Linked DNA regions of Mus musculus: region 1 is linked to region 2. The links are chromatin loops, found by intact Hi-C in ENCODE. Cell type or tissue: left cerebral cortex. All regions are shown on one strand.

Region 1 (2,500 bases), 250 kb after region 2:
ATTGTGCTTTGTGAACGGGTAGAGTGGGCCTGGCAGTCTCAGCTCTAAGCCCACCCCTGTCTTCTGTTAAGCAGAATGAATGGGGCTGAGGAGGCCTGAAGAGGCCACAGAACACAGACATCAAAGTAGTGGACAAGGGGGGGGGGGGATGAATGGTGCTTCACTAAGGAGCAAAGAAGGCAGAGGTCCCCTTGAGGCCAGGCCCTCCGGGAGACCAGGAAGCTGTAAGAAGATGCTGGCAGGAAATACCTGTCAGTAGTCTCCATGCGGGCCTCTTGTGTAACAGACTGCTGGAGGGAATTCTGCCTGGTGCAGGAAGAATTCTCTTCCTCAAAGTGGCCGACTTCCAGGAGGGCCATTCACAGGTACAATGTCAAGGCAGGGTCTCCAAAAATCAGGGCCAGAGTTGTAACCCTTTGGAACCTGAAAGGGCTGGATGGGGCAGCTGGGAACTAGGCAGAGATTACTTCCCCTTTGGAGGGCCCGTGCCAGGGCCTGCTCCAGGTCGTCACTGCCTGGCTCTCACAGGAGCCTATCTTGGGGTACTCAAATGGAGACGTGTCCATTATGGGCTCACCCGGCTCCTCTCATCCACTCATCAACCCTGATCAGGAGGACCTGCAGCCCGGAGACCTGGCCTGAGTGGGCCAAGTGGCCTCTCTCCCTGCCCTACCCTTTAAGGTGCCCTAGGAGACTGGTGAGTTTGAAGCCTGCGTTAAGATACTGGGCACTTGCTGTCACTGGGGCCCCGCCCACCCTGAGACCTCCGCAGTCTCCGGGCTCTCAGTCACAAGCAGCTGAACACGTAGGAAGTCCTGATGGCCTGGGGCTGACTGGGCCAGCTTTTGTCCCTTTAGTTCTGCCCTTGAGCCTCTCCACTTGGCATGCGATTCTCCAAGGAAACCAGAAGGGCGCCTCGTATGATCCCTAGCTTCTGTCCCGGTCCAGTGCGCTGACGGCTCCCTAGACTCCAGGCCGTGGTGCGGACGGACGCTTCAAGAACGCAGCCCCGTCACACAGACTCGCCTGTGGGGGGCCCAGCACCCCGCGGTGAACTGGAGTTGCGCTCTAGGACCTGGGGGCGTCGGGCCGGGAGGCGGAGCCCTGCGCTTAGACCCCGGCGGGGGCGGGGCCTCGCGCGCGCGGCCCTGGGAGGTGTTTCCCGGCATGCTGCGCGGCCCGCACCCTCGGCCCGTCCGGCCCGTCCGGCCGCCCCGCCCCGCCCCGGCCCAGCCCGTCAGCCCGGCGACGCGCGCATGGAGGCCGGCTGAGGAGCGCCGCCGCCTCTCTCGGTACGCCGTGGCCTGACCGGGCGGGCGGGCGGGCCGGGGCTCCTCGCGCCTCGACGGCGCGGGCGGGAGGGCGCGGGCTGCAGGTGGGGACTGCGAAGACCAGGGTATCCGGAGCTCACCGGGTCGGGCTGACCCAGGACGGTGTAGATGCTCCTGGGCTCTGCTCCTGGGCTCGGGAGTCCCCGAGAGGACCCCGGAGGCTCAGAAGCGCCCTCGCTGGCTTTGGGACGTCAAGAGCTTCTTTAGAAGTGGGGACAGTCTCCAAGCTTTCGTGCTCCCCAAGCGGAGGGGCTGGAGGTCCGCTGGTCTTGTGCGACGCAGCTGTCCCTGGGCCTCCTTGTCTGTCTTGTCGCCCTAGGAAGACTCATCTTGCGGTGGCCGTGGTACTGGGGGCAGGATGCCAGCAGGGCTCTGGCACAGTGGACTGCTAGCCGGGAGCCTGCAGGCTCCTCCGGGGCATCTCCAGGTGGACAGAAACCAGGTCCCCGGGAGAGCTGGCCAGGCTTCTTCACCTCGGGTTTGTTTCCTCTTCCGGCCCTCAGCTCTGCCACACTTAGGTAAAATATGTCCTGCCTGAGCAGGTTTTCCCGGGTCCTGCAGTGGCTGGGCTCCCAGAGACAGACCAGAGGAGGCCAGGGCTTTTGCACACCCTGTCATTTCTTGCTGTCTTGGTTTTCTGAGTAGACAGTGAAGGCTTGTCTAGTTTTTCCAGTTGATCGCGGTCAGCTTTGGACCAGCGGTGGGGAGCAAGCTGCCATCCGAGAAACAAGCTGCCATCCGAGAAACAGTTTTGTTTTAAGAGATTGAAAAGCTTGATGGGTGTGTCAGATCAGGGTGGTAACAGGGTTTTGTGGATTGAGAAATTTAAACGTTTATTCCTCTTAGTATAGCTTTAAAGGTTGGCAATCCTAGGTCTAATGCTAGTCTTTCGGGTGACTGATGAAGGCTCTGCCTGTCCTGTCGCCCTTTCTCGTTGTGTCCTCATAGCTGTTTAGTGTCTCTTACAAGGACACCAATCCCATCGTGGGTCCTGCCTTATGGCTTCACTTGAGTTCAGTCGTCTCTTAAAACCTCTGCATGTTGATGTAATTATTTTGAGCCTCATATTTTCGGTGTATGGATTTGGGTAAAACACACTTAGTATGGATAGATCCAGAAGAGAGACGGCTGTGGGGCTGGGCAGGTGGGGAGCTTGACTGACGTGGCTC
Region 2 (2,500 bases):
GCTGCGACCTGCGTGCACAGGCGAAGGCAGTGGACAGATGTTATGCCCTTTCCCCTGTACCTCACAGACACAACTGACAACTGACACCATGCCAACTGGGCCCTCTGGTCAGCTCCTGCCTGGAACCTAACATGGAGAATCTGGCCTGCCTCAGTTTGGCTTCTGTTCAGTTCCACCTGTGTGGCTCTGTCAGCTAGATGTCGCTCTTACCCTACTGGGATGGGGAGTTCATGTCAGGACACTGACCAGGGTTGACAAGCCGACAGCAGACCTGTGTGTGCAGGCCAGGATCCCTGCTGCTTCCCCAGTGTTCCTACCACAGGCAGCTCTCAGGTGACTGAAGGCAGACGCCACAGCCATCCAGCCATCCATCCTGACAGCTTAGTGACCCCTGGTGGCACTGTCTCCACAAGGCCACTGATGAGGTACACATCCTAGTGAAAGGTGGGGTTGCCTGGGCAGCCTTCTCATGAATGGTGCTGCAGGAATCAAGGACCAGGGTGTGGGTGGCTGCTGTTTGGGCGCTGGCCACTGTGGGGCACTGTTTGTGCTGTGGCCTTGGACCAGGTATTTCTGCTGCTGGGACATGCTCTTGTAACCCAGAGTCCCCGATGACCTGGTATCTCTTCCCAACCTGAGATGACGGCTACTTTTCCCTCCTTAAGTAAATAAATGTTTCTTGGGGGAGGAACCTGGGGATATATGCAGCAGACAGGGTCCATTGGGGAACGTGGACAGACTCAAGTAGGACCTCATCTGGTAGGCAAATTCAACAGACCGGGTCCCCTGACCACAGTGGCCTGGAGTTCCCAAGCTGAAGATCAGGAACATAGACCGTGGGGTTTGAATGTAGGCACCCCTCTGCCTGCACTCAGCCTTCTGGGTTGGGGCAGGGGACCCTAGGTTCCTTCTGTGCCTTGGCCCCCCGCAGACTGTGTGGAAGGCCAGAGTCACCTCTTCCTTACGCACCAGTCCTGTCTGGGTACATGGCCAGCAGGTGGCACTGTTGATCAGTACTGGCCAAGCCAACTCTAACACTCTGCTGTGTCTGGGTGGGACCAGTTCTTCACTACAGGGACATCCCTCCCCCCTCCCCCCCCTCCTCGTCACCCCCCCTCCGCCACCCCAGAGCTGCAACCTGGAGCCTGTGTGCTTCCCTCCCACCCGTGTTTGTGAGAGAATATTCAGACCGGTCCTTCAAAAGATAGGAAGAAAATCTTGGCTTCACATTTGACCTGTGGCCTGAAGTCTTGTGTCCCCCTCACCTAATCTGGGTACTGCTGCCCATATCGAGTCCTCCTTCAGAACACCTGTCATGCCCACCCTTCTTTGTGGGCCTTACCTGTCGAACAGTCTCCAGGGCATCAACCTGGGGCCTATGCTGGCTTTCTGGCCCAACCCCCTCTTTGCATGCTGTTAAGGAACACGCACACGCGCACACACACACACACACACACACACACGCACACGCACACGCACACGCACACACACATGTACGTTTGAGGATCTCACCATAGATTTCTAGATTCAGCAGGGTCTTTGGGTCTCAGCATAAACCCAGGTCGGGAGCCTTGCCAGGTACAGCCTTCTCTGGCCTTCAACAGGCATAATGGAAAGTTATTGAATCAGCTAGTAGTTCTTTCCAAAACTGACTCTGGTGGAAAGTATAGCTCAGTGTGGCCTTCTGGAAGGCTGGATGATAAGCCCTCCTTTTAGGCAGTGGTTATCAGTAGCCACTCTGGCCCCTATGGTGGGGTACAATGTCTGGACATGGAATGTCACATCTGAGGGACAATGTGACTATCCAGAGTGACTGGGTCCAGGGGTGTTTCTCTACACTCTGGGGTGTATGGTATGTATGGTACTACAGCGTGTATGCATGCACACATGTACACACACACACACCACACCACACCACACCACACCACACCACACCACACCACACCATCACACAGTGGCTAGCTCCAGGCAGCCACCTCAGAGGAAAAATGCTGACAGGAGCATCTGGCTGGCAGCCTGAATCTCAGCCAAGGATCTCTGCAGAGAGGAGAGCCACACTGGGTACGTGGGCAGCTTCGTGAGAATCAACCTTCCACTGTGGCAGAGCAGCAGCCAGTCTCTTGGGGGCACTGTCCTGAGTGTATTCACTGGTCATCGGGGCAGCCTTGCTGTCCAGGGAATGCATAGCTTCTGTCTAAACCATCACAGCCCTCCATTCATGTGCTCAGAGACTGACAGGGTTGCCAACACCTGACTAAGTCATTCTGTCTACCTGGCTGTCCAAAATGTCATCAATGGGACGTGCCTGTTGCTGACTTCTGGGGACATGCAAATAAACATCTCATTACCTCGAAAAGGTCAGCTGTGGCAGAAACCAATTCCAGCCAAGCCCAGTCTGCCAAAGCAATGAATTTATTGGTGAAGAGTTAGCTATACTGCCATTCCAGAAGCACTACATAGTGACTGTCCCTGGGTTTGCTGACCTGATGACAGAGCATGA

What was found. Hi-C counts contacts between places; a loop is a spot of excess contacts. Peaks named below come from ENCODE experiments on the same cell type or tissue, not always from the same donor. Only the 100,000 strongest peaks of a DNase experiment are listed, where the experiment ranks them.
Region 1: a loop joins it to region 2, with 2.5 times the contacts of the local background. A loop is called at or near these places in 21 of 42 quality-filtered maps.

Annotation. Positions count from the first base shown.
Region 1 is chr15:89,074,850-89,077,349 of GRCm38, forward strand. It overlaps Trabd (TraB domain containing), which reads left to right and starts at 1,215. Exons shown (of 10, transcript NM_026485.2): 1 at 1,215-1,292. 1810021B22Rik (RIKEN cDNA 1810021B22 gene) reads right to left here and starts at 1,005. Exons shown (of 4, transcript NR_040417.1): 1 at 765-1,005. In left cerebral cortex, a CTCF peak has its summit at 1,005; DNase peaks (open chromatin) are centred at 800, 1,071 and 1,588; H3K4me3 peaks cover 2,307 bases; H3K27ac peaks cover 1,860 bases.
Region 2 is chr15:88,827,912-88,830,411 of GRCm38, forward strand. No RefSeq gene overlaps it. Among named protein-coding and RNA genes, the nearest start is that of Gm23144, 6.1 kb to the right of the region's middle. In left cerebral cortex, CTCF peaks have their summits at 239, 461, 996 (motif pointing right) and 2,119; DNase peaks (open chromatin) are centred at 225, 572, 987 and 2,028.